Regions from separate parts of the Homo sapiens genome. Here region 2 is linked to region 1. A link is a contact called in ENCODE Hi-C data. All regions are on one chromosome and are shown on one strand. Each heading gives the region's core, a stretch centred on a gene start or an enhancer-like site at or near the end of the contact. The rest is flanking DNA. Distances are from core to core; before and after follow the strand shown. Region 1 holds the start of AFF4 (ALF transcription elongation factor 4). Region 2 holds the start of FNIP1 (folliculin interacting protein 1).

Region 1 (5,623 bases), core at 2,028-4,527:
ATGCTGTACTTCTGGGTCATTGTCCAGGTGTGCTCTCAATACTTAAGAATACCTCTTTGATTTTATTAAAAATACCACAAAGAAAAGTCCTCATAGATTTTGAACTCCATTCTAAACCAGTGGATGGCCACAAAGGAAGAAATACCTGTTTTATTTGTTCCTCTCAGGTACACATAAAACTACGGCATTTACCTTACCTTCTCAAAAAAGGCAAAATATATAACTTTTAGAAAGCTTCATCTTCTGTCTCATCTTCTGAAACTGACAGGTTTTTCCCTTTCAAATACTGATCCTTTGCTCATACAGCTTTCTTTACATTACCTTTTTGTGAAATCTTAGATAAGTTGATAGAACAACAATTTCAAGTTCAAAATATTATCACATTCAAATTCAATCTAGTAATTGTGTAAAATACTGAGGAAGATAAAAAGAGGAATAAATATAGTACTTCCTCAAAGACCCTGTAACAGATCTGTAAGAAAATTATTATGCATCCCTCAATATCTGCAAGAGACAGGGAAAAAAAGAAAATTACAGTGCAAAACATATAGTAGGCTTCTGCTTGTTTGAGACATCGCCTAGGTTGGCCGGGCGCAGTGCTCATGCCTGTAATCCCAACACTTTGGGGAGGCCGAGGCGTGTGGATCACGAGGTCAGGAGTTCGAGACCAGTCTGACCAACCTGCTGAAACCCCGTCTCTACTAAAAATACAAAAAACATTAACTGGGAATGGTAGTGTGTACCTGCAATCCCAACTACTCAGGAGGCTGAGGCAGGAGAATCGCTTGAACCCAGGAGGCAGAGGTTGCAGTGAGCAGAGATGGAGCCACTGCATTCCAGTGGTGTGATCTCGGCTTACTGCAACCTTCGCCTCCCAGTTCAAGCGATTCTCAAGCGATTCTCGTGCCTCAGCCTCTGGAGTAGCTGGGACTACAGGCATGTACCACCATGTCTGGCTAATTTGGTTCTCATGCCTCAGCCTCTCAAGTAGCTAGAACTACAGGTGTGCACCACCACACCTGGCTAATTCTTGTATTTTTAGTAGAGACGGGGTTTCATTATGTTGGCCAGGATGGTCTAGAACTCCTGACCTCAGGTGATCCGCCCACCTCGGCCTCTCAAAGTGCTAAAGTGCTAGGATTACAGGCGTGAACCACCAGGCCCGGCTGCAGAATATATTGCTACAAAAAGGGTACAATAACTCAAGAGTACACAGAAGAGAATGTATCAACCTGAATGTGAGAATCTGACAAGTAGAAAGTGACTCAGAACAAAAATATTCAATCTTTAAGAATTCTTAATTACACAGCTTCACCTTACACTCCCAAACTGTAGATCATGTTCCAATTAACACAGCTGGGCTCTTTTTTCAGACACCCCATCTTGTCCCCACTTGAAGCAAAATTTTATTTAAAGTAAAATTTGCCTACTGTTTCTAGAGAGTTAACAAAAATCAAAGTACCAGCCTGCAAACCACCGCAAATTGAATGAAACTGCTGGTAATAAAAAAAGAAAAATTTGACTGCTTCCAGGTTTTTAGTAAGTTAACTCTGAAAGATAACTTAAAATAACTTACTGGGAATTTTTCTTATATTTAGGAGCTGAAAGATGCAGTGATAATAAGGAAAACGAATCTGAGAAATTTAAAGAAGCCAGCTTTGTTGAAAACCAAGTGGCCACTTGCCAACACTTCTTTATGCACGTATGACCAAAGATGATTCTAGGCAGACTCACAGACCACAAAGGCTCTTTATCAAATCCCAAATTAAGAAAGTTCTCATAAATATTTCAATTTTGATAAGTTAAAGACCAGTTAAGTTTTAAAAAGCACTTTATGAAGTGCAGAATCAATACAGAAACGAAGCTTTGCGCTTTTCATATCTGAGCCCGAAAAACAGCACACATTTTATGTTACATTTACAGTCTATTCACAGACACCTATAGCTTAGATTCCATCAAGAAAAACACTGGTCAATGGAAAAGTGACTGGCCTTAGTATAAAATTTCCATGTGGCCAGCAGGGAAGAAACCGCATAATTCTGAATTACAACTGACAAAACTACGAGAACCCTAAATCGAACTCTTCGCCTTGAACTCCATATACAAACATTTCAGATTCGTACTTCCACTTCCTGAAAATAATACTGTTTGTAAACGAAAAGGCAATAAGGTTACTCCCAAAACTCCTGTACTCCATGATCCATCCTCAAAGAGTGGAAGGAACAGCAAAGTAGAAGGAACAAAGCACTGACGTCAATTACGAGATTAACCCCAAGCACAGGCAGCTGGAGGAAAGGCCTAAACATCAATATCCACGCACAAGCTACTGGGATAACTAGGTAACAGACCGATTCAGAAGTTGTAGGGGAGGGTATTCGAGTATTATACCCCCACGTTCCCATTTTTAGTCAATCCCCTTCGCAAGTCGAAGGCGGAAATTTTTCCTTCTTTTTTTTTTTTTTTTGCGGGGGTGGGGGTGTGGGAGAGGTGCGCAGGATCGCGAGAAGGAAAGCGAGAACTAGCTGGGTAATGTTAGCCAGAATCTGGGCCTATTTTCTCTTTAATTAGACATAATTTGAAATTGAGGAGGATATGAAAAAGTAACAAATCAGCCGATGGAACGTCTGAGGAAAGAAAGAGGAAAGGAGAAACACTAAACGGATGGATTTCTGGGAATTTTTGTTAGGATTGGGTTAGCTTTTTTTATTTTCTTATCTTTGCGGGAAGGTGGTGGGGTGGGACGCGCAGATGAGAGGAGGGGTGACGCCTGATTGAGCAGCCCCAGCCCGGAGGGTCTCCCCGAGGCTCCCCGCAGAACTTGCGGGCCCCCACCCCCACCCGGCCCCGGCCACAACCCCCGCGGCCCGGCCCGGCCCTGGGTCAGTCTGTCGGCCCTTCTTACCTCCAGTCCCGGCTCCGCTAGGCCCGAACCATCTCCTGGCTGCGGCAGTGGCGGCGCCGGGCCTGCACCTTCACCGGACGCGCATTCGAGCCCGCCCAGGGGGCGGTGACAGGCTGCCAAGGGCGAGGGGCTCCGGGAGGCGGCGGGGGTTCCGGAGGCCTCGACAAACGAAGGCGGCGTCGGCGGCGGCGGCAGCGATGCGCCTCACACGGAACAGGCGTAGGCCCCGCACCGCTCCATGACGGTCGGGCCCGGGCTGGGACAGCTGACTGAGGCGGCGGGGGCGGGTTAACGAAGACCTGGCACCAGGATCCCCGCCCCGTCCGCTGGCGGCGGCGACGGCAGCTGGACTCCTGCAGCCAGGGCTGTGACTGACGCAGCGGCCGTGCCACCATGTGACCAAGACCGGGCGGGTGCGGGGCGTCACGTGATGCCTCTGCGCCCCTCCCCGCTGGGGGAGTAGGGGGCGGGGGTCTGTGGGCCGGCTGGGCCGGGAGGCGACGCCCGGGGTGGTGACGTTCCCGGCTGTGGGGTCTGATGACCCGGGCCAGGCAAAGGACCCGCCCGAGCGGTATAGGCCTGAGCCTCTGGGCACTGCGGCCGCGTCCGGCAGGGCTGCCACGGCAGTACAGGGCCTGCACATCCGGGAGCTCACGCCCTCCTGCGCGTAGCCCGCTAGTGAGGTTCCGAAGGGCGGGGCCGGGCCGAACCGGATATGCCGGTTCTGGGGCTCAGGTGACAAACCCAGGCCTTCCGCCCCTCGCCTCTGGTGGGGATCCGGCCCAACCCGGAGCTTCCTAGACTTGCTTCCAGGTGTCGAAGCCTCGAGTCCTCAAGAGGTCCAGCAAAAAGGCAAAGGACGCAGGAGGCTGTTCGGTATTTCCAGTAAACTTACCCTAAGAAGCCAAACCGTCCCTCTTTCTTCGTCATTTAAACATCTTCTGCCACTAATGTTTTCCTTTTCATTTATTTATTGAGATAGATCTCGCTGTTGTCGCCCAGGCTGGAGTACAATGGCGGGATCTCGGCTCACTGCAACCTCCGCCTCCCGAGTTCAAGCGATTCTAGTACCTCAGCCTCCGGAGTAGCTGGGATTAAAGGGGGGAGCCACCACCTACGGCTAATTTTTGTATTTTTAATAGAGACACGGTTTCACCATGTTGGCCAGGCTGGTCTCGAACTCCTGACCTCAACCAATCCACCCGCCTGGGCCTCCCAAAGTGTTGGGATTACAGGCGTGAGCCACCGCACCCGGCCCACTAATGTTTTTCTTCAGCATATCATTCTGAACACTTCTTTCACCTCTAAACATCTACTATTTCTTTTAAGCTTCACTCTTTATATGCATTTTCTCTATAGAGCTATATAAATTAGGAAATGTCTTAATAGAAAACTCAAAACATGACAGAATAAAAAATAATTGATTCTCCCATCTCTGTCTGTTAGCTGTTTCAGTCCTGGAAGGCAATCACTTAGCATTTAATAATGTATCTTTCCCTACATATTTGTAAGTAATACATTAAAATATAGGGATACTTCTTTTTACACAAAAGGTAACACACTATATACGCTGTTCAGTCCTTTTTTTCTCACTTCAAATATCTTGGATAGGCTGGGCACAGTGGCTCAGGCCTATGATCCCAACACTTTAGGAGGCCGAGGGGGGCTGATCGCTTGAGACCAGGAGTTTGAGACCAACCCCGGCAACATGGCAAAACCCCATCCCTATGAAAAATACAAAAATTAGCCGGGCGTGGTGGTGCATGCGTATAGTCCCACCTACTCTGGAGACTGAGGTGGGAGGATCACTTGAGCCTAGGAGGTCGGTGCTGCAGTGAGCCGGGAGCTTGCCATCCAGCCTGGATGAGAGTGAGACCCTGTCTCAAAAAAAGAAAAAAGAAAAAAATGTCTTGGACATCCTGCCATATCAGTATATAATGAACTACCTTTTTCTTCCTAGAGGCAGAATAATATTCCACTTATGCAAACATCCTAATTTATTTAACCAATCCCCTACAGGTGGATATTCCGCTTGTTGCCAAGCCATTACTATTACATGCTAAGCTGCAATGAATAACCTCATACAAGACAGGGCAACATAGTGAGACCCCATCTCTACAAAAAATAAAAAATTAGCCGTTTGTGGTGGCACAGGCTTGTGGTCCTAACTACTAGAGAGGCTGAGGTGGGAGAATCGTTTGTACCCAGGAGATGAAGGCTGCAATGAGCCCTAATCGCACCACTGCACTCCAGTCTCAGTGACAGAGCAAGACCCTGTCTCAAAAAAGTTAAAATAATTAAAAACGAAAAACAACTCCATATAATGAGCAAATTATACCTGTATGATAAATCCTTAGCCTGGAATCTTTAGATCAAAAGGATTTTTAATTTTGATAGATATTACCAAATTATCCTACACAGAAATTGTGCCTATTTCATTTACTTGCTTTCAAATTCTGCTTAAGAAGATTTACAAGGCTGTATAGGTTGGAGGGTTGAGGGGATGGAGAGTGGCAAAAGAAAAGAATATTTGTCACTTTACACCGTAATAATTTTTTTTTTTTGAGACAGAGTCTCGCTCTGTCGCCCAGGCTGGAGTGCAGTGGCGCCATCTCGGCTCACTGCAAGCTCTGCCTCCCAGGTTCACGCCATTCTCCTGCCTCAGCCTCCCCAGTAGCTGGGACTACAAGTGCCCGCCACTACGCCCGGCTAATTTTTTTG
Region 2 (5,647 bases), core at 2,785-5,284, 1.2 Mb before region 1:
TCAAAACAACCTTCTTTGCCAAATTAGTTTTCAGGAATTTTATTTAAAACAATCTTTTTTTTTGAGACAGGATTTCACTCTGTTGCCCAGGCTAGACTAGTGCAGTGGCGCAATCATGGCTCATCACTGCAGCCTTAACCTCCCAGGCTAAGCAACCTCCCACCTCAGCATCCTGAGTAGCTAGGACTACAGGTGCATGCTGCCACACATGGCTAATTTTTTATATTTTTTGTAGAGACAGGGGTTTTGCCATGTTGCCCTGGCTGGTCTTGAACTCCTGGGCTCAAGCACTCCTCCCGCCATGGGCCTCCCAAAGTGCTGGGATTACAAGTATAAGCCACCAAACCCAGCCCAAAATAATCACTTTTATATGTACTATAGTTATTGGGCTTATACTTTTTACTTCCACTGGAAGAAAATGGAGAGAACATAAAGCAATATTTTCTACTAGAAACAGCCTTTTCTCCCAAATTCTTGAAATGGAGAAAACAAATTACTGTCTCAATTCTATAAATGACTGAAAAAATACACTCCCCATAATATTTTTCAAACTCATCTCCAGCTCAAGAATCTTAGATAAGCACATAGAAATCGATATGGTAAGAGACCTTAGAGTGAAGACAAGGGAAGGGGGTATTTCCTGGCCATCTCTTCCAATGGGGTAACCATAAAAGACAATACAGAAAGGTTCCTAAAGCTTCTTTATCGGAAGTCTCTCCTATTCTAAAGTCCTGCTGTGGCTTACAATTACTGAGCTTTGTATATTGGTTACTCTAGGAACTGCCTCTTAGGGACTGAGCTACAGTTAGTTGCCAATGGCTAACTACACCCAAGCCTGATTTAACAATTTAGGCTGACTAGAACAAAACAAAACACCCAAAAAAGGATTCCAGCAATGAAAGCATGGTATACTAGAATGAAAACAAAATGTTAGTCTACTCAAAAACCTGGGTTATATAAAAAGATGCTGAATATGATCTTCGGGAAATGCAAATTAAAACCACAAGATACCACTAGAATGGCTATAATCAAAAGAATAAAAAAACGATTAAGACAGTAAATTTTGGCCAGGCATGGTGGCTCATGCCTGTAATTACAGCACTTTGGGAGGCCAAGGTGGGAGGATACTTAGGAGCCTACTCAGGAGGCTGAGGTGAGAGGATTACTAGAGCCCAGGAGGTCAAGGCTGCAATGAGCCTTGATTGTATCATGGCACTCTAGCCTGAGCAACAAGTGAGACTCCATCTAAAAAAAAAAAAAAAAAAAAAAAAAGTAAATTTCATATTTTTTTTACAATAAAAATTTTTAATTAAAAAAGAACAAAAATAACAATATCAATATTGAAGAGATTGTGAAGAACCTGTAACCTTCATGCATTGCTACTGAGAATACAAAATGGTACAACTATTTTGGAAAAGTCTGACAATTTTTTTTTAAAGTTAAACACAACATTTAGCACATGACTCTGCAACCCCACTCCTAGATTTCTATCCAAGAGAAAAGAAAATATATGTCCACATAAAGATTTATACACAAACATTAACAGCAGCATTATTCATAATAGCCCAAATCTGGGGAAAAAATATGTCCTCCAACTAGTGGCTGAATAAACAAATCATGGTATAGCCATACAATGGAATACCATTCAGTGATAAAATTGAAGGAACTGGCTGGGTGTGGTGGCTCATCCCTGTAAGCCCAGAACTTTGGGAGGCCAAGGTGAGAGGATCCCTTGAGCCCAGGAGGTTGACAGTGTATTAAGCGTGGTCACGCCACTGTACTACAGCCTGTTGACAGAGTGAGAAAAAAAGGAACTAATAAATGCAACAAACAAGACAGACACAAGACTATGACAGAAAGTATCAGTGACTGCCACGGGTGAGGAGGAGTTAGGCTACAACAGAGCATGAGGGAACTTTTTGGGTGATGGAAGTGTTCTAAAACTTCATGGGGGTGGTGGGTACACAACTGTATACGATGTATGCTTAAAATGTATTTATACTTTATTGTGTATAAATTATAGCTCAATGAAATAGTTTTTAAAAAACCCTGGGTTGATTAGATCTGTAAGTTATTAGCTATGTGACATTAACCAGAATGGTTTTTTTTCCTTCAGATATGCCTATTCTGTTTCATCAGTTTTCATTTCTCACATGCACAAGTTTTATTTTTAAAGTGAGAGATTCCATAATGTACTGCAGTTATTGGGCTTACAGATAATTCTTACTTCCACTGGCAAAAGTATATAGTTATCTGCACTGCTACTTGCTCTATCTCGTAAGATTGCTGTGAAACATCAAATAAGATAACTGATGAGAAAGTTCTTTGGTAACTGTAAAATAGTATTACGCAACTATGTAGTAGACTTTACATTTTTGAAAACCAGACGTGAAAATGTTTTTTCATATGAGTGACTTGAGAGCCTTGTAAACCTACGTACCCAAAGTCAATCTTTGTCCAGAAATAGAAAGCAGTTGTCTATTCAAATGCCACCTTTTAAATATCCTATCGGAACCTGTTTCCTATTGTCGCTTGAGTTACTAGATGGCTCAATGTAGTATTATCTAACCTGCACTTTCATTTTTCAAAGGAAAAACACTAAAGAAATGTTTAAAGAGAGACAGATGAGCATGACACATTTATTTTTCAGGGGAAAAGACAGATACGTAGAAAAACCTCTTCAATTCCATATGCATTTACTGAATTTTTCCTGATGAGACCTGCATTAGCAAGAGAGAGTGAATAATTTTAAGAATAGCAAAATTTCTTAAACCAGTGTGGCAACTTCGCCTGTTCCAAAATTTGACAGATTCTCTTTTTTTATTTTTATTTTATTTTTTTGTTTCTACTATTGTTGTACAACTGGGCTCTTTGCTATCCTACCAAGTTTAAAACGTGTGGCATTTGACATTTAGCCTAGTTATATTTGCAAGTTTCCACACTGCAATACGTATAAAGGCTGTTTGGACATAATCTCCTCAGGTGCAGTTTAACGACTAAATTTTACCTTGAATTCAGGTTTATATCAAATCTTACAATTCTGAAAAGTTACTCTGCCAGCAACAGGTACTACAATGAAAAATTAACAAAGCCTGTAACACTACAAAATGCTCTACTAACATTTTCAATTTTTAAGACTCCTTTTCAGTAACAATTCGAGGAGGAAGAATCTACAGCCAATTCCAAGGCCAGATTTCATTCAATTTGGTCTTCCTTCGGCAGTAACCCTAAACTCAAGTTTCACATTTCTCCTTCGATAACATTAAGGTCGCTCGGTCCGGTTACTGCACACCTCCAATTTTAGCGTCCAAGAAACCTGAAAGAACGGCACGTTGCCTACTCGCTCCTCCAGCCTTCTCTCAACTCAGAAGCTTGGCCAAACGTGCCGCTCTCTCCACAACGCCAACGGAGCTGGAACGCAGCGCCCGGAGGACAACTGGTCACGGGGAGGAGGGGAGAACTTCGCGGCCCGGAGTACGGCGGCTGAGGTCCAATCCAGCCCGCGCCCAACTCTACTCGGTGCCAGGAAGGCGTGTGGACCCAAAGTCTCAGGCCGCGGTGCTAGGTCCGGAGGAGCAGAGTCGCGCGTGGCTGGGGGCAGGTCGTAAACAAACCGACGGGAGGAGGGGGAAGGGGCAACGGCGAGGCGGGTGGGGTAAAATAAAAGGTAGGACCTCGCTCCAACCCTTCGGCGCTAGCCCGCAGCCGGCTCCACCCCACCGAGGACCAGATGCTGCTCTCGGCGCGGCGCTTCCGCTCGGGTCGGAACACCGAAGGCCCCAACACCCCTGGAGCCCGGAGCCCACAAGGCCATCGGCTCCGCGACCCCCGCCCCACAGCGCCCTACCTGAACCCGCAATCTGGGTCCCGGGCGTCGCGGCCGGGCGCGCCCAGCCCGGTCCTCTTGCTGAAGAGCTTCTGGAACAGCGTAGGGGCCATGCTAGCCACGGCCAGGCAGGGGTCGCTCCGCTGGGCGCTTGCTAGGCCCCTGCTCCTACAGCCGCCCCGCCACCCCCATGGGCGCCTCAGTCATATGACAGAAATTAGTCACTTCAAACGGCCACGGCGCGCGGGGCGGGGCGCGAGGCAAGGCCGGCACTCATTGGCTGGAGGGGGGCCGCATCACGTGGCGGCGCGCGGAGCAAGGGGCAAGGTGGGGGCGTGGGGCGGAGCTGCCTCCCATAGGCTCACTGGCGGGTCCCGTCACGTGGCAGGGGCGGGGCGTGAGCCGAGAGGACAGGACTGGAAGGTGGCTAGGGATGTGTAGCGGGAGAAGGGTCAGTCTCGATCTTCCCCTGTGAAGCTGTCAGCGACCATCAGAGGGTACGCCGGGGTGGCGCGGGGACGATGCCAGGAGCCTTGGAGTGCAGAAGGCTTCGACTCCCCGCACCCACAGAGTTGCGTAGGGAACCACGGGCAACCGACTCTTCCTTGTCAGCCCCTCCCTAGCTTCTGCGGCTTCACACCTCCATTCCGCGCCGGGCAGAGTCTGGCGGCTCCTGGAGCACGGAAGGCCCACAAGCGTACCCGTGGGGCCGCGGCCAAGGCTGGACTTTGAGCCCAGGACCCCAGGACCGCCCTTAGAAGGCTGCGCCGGCCCGCGAGAGGTCTGGGATCTGGACAGCGCGGGGGCTGGCTCACAGGGACTGGTGAAGGAAACTGCCGGGACCCCTGCCACAGCCATGGCTCCCCGCAAAGACGACCTCGAGCAGGCACTGCGGGCAGTTTGTACTAGCGCCTAGAACCCTGACACCGGGAATTAGTCTCTTGGAAGAGCTAGCGATTGGAGGCTCAGGAGTTAGGCTGTTTCCTTGTTAACCAACAAAATCAGGTGAAACCAACGAAGTCAGGAAGCCTAAAGACATATATGTACAGATATCTAACCCTTTACGCTAATTATTTAGATTTTTAATAAATCTATCTTAATGTTTAGGTATGAAGACGGGAGGAACTGTGGAATTTTAGTCAAGTTACAGGGAAGAAACGCTTTCTAAAAAAAGAAAAACATTGCTCACATGTGACCTCACAGTCTTATTTAACCCATGGAACCAAAATATATCAGAGTTTGTATCAAACTAATCTTATAAATTTTCAGCAACCCCATCCATTCACTCACTCCCCCTCCAGGATGAGGAAGCTCGTACAATGGGATGTAATCCTCAGAGAAATTTAGGAAATAACTTGTATATGGTTGGAAGGCTGGATAAAAATACTTTGGGCAGGCGTGGTAGCTCACGTCTGTAATCGCAACACTGCAAGGCCGAGGCAGGCAGATCGCTTTAGCTCTGTAGTTCGAAACCAGCTTGGGCAACAGTAAGACCCTGTCTCTACAAAAAAAAAAAAAAAAAAAAAATTTTAATTAGCCAGGTGTGGCCGGGCGCTGTGGCTCACGCCTGTTATCCCAGCACTTTGGGAGGCCGAGGCGAGTGGATCACCTGAGGTCACGAGTTCAAGACCAGCCTGACCAGCATGGTGAAACCCCGTCTCCAAAAAATTAGCCGGCGTGGTGGCGGCGAATGCCTGTAATCCCAACTACCTGGGAGGCTGGGACAGGAGAATTGCTTGAACCCAGGAGGCAGAGGTTGCAGTGAGCCGAGATTGTGCCATTGCACTCCAGCCCGGGCAACAAGAGCGAGACACCGTCTCA

Evidence for each region. A loop is a pair of places that touch in the nucleus more often than their neighbours do. Pooled maps may share reads with other maps.
Region 2: a loop to region 1 is called in a map of CD8-positive, alpha-beta T cell, with 9 times the contacts of the local background. The contact joins the promoter of FNIP1 here to the promoter of AFF4 in region 1. A Hi-C loop is called at or near these places in 3 of 168 maps with a recorded cell type or tissue (CD8-positive, alpha-beta T cell, Right ventricle myocardium inferior and naive thymus-derived CD4-positive, alpha-beta T cell) and 17 of 50 pooled maps.

The regions. Positions count from the first base shown.
Region 1 is chr5:132,960,357-132,965,979 of GRCh38, forward strand. AFF4 (ALF transcription elongation factor 4) reads right to left here and starts at 3,278. Exons shown (of 21, transcript NM_014423.4): 1 at 2,903-3,278. It overlaps AFF4-DT (AFF4 divergent transcript), which reads left to right and starts at 3,456. Exons shown (of 2, transcript NR_186175.1): 1 at 3,456-3,778; 2 at 3,885-4,334. RefSeq lists an enhancer at 305-806 and a silencer at 2,733-3,572.
Region 2 is chr5:131,792,983-131,798,629 of GRCh38, forward strand. FNIP1 (folliculin interacting protein 1) reads right to left here and starts at 4,035. Exons shown (of 18, transcript NM_133372.3): 1 at 3,848-4,035. The coding sequence starts at 3,939. RefSeq lists silencers at 3,649-3,928, 3,979-4,238.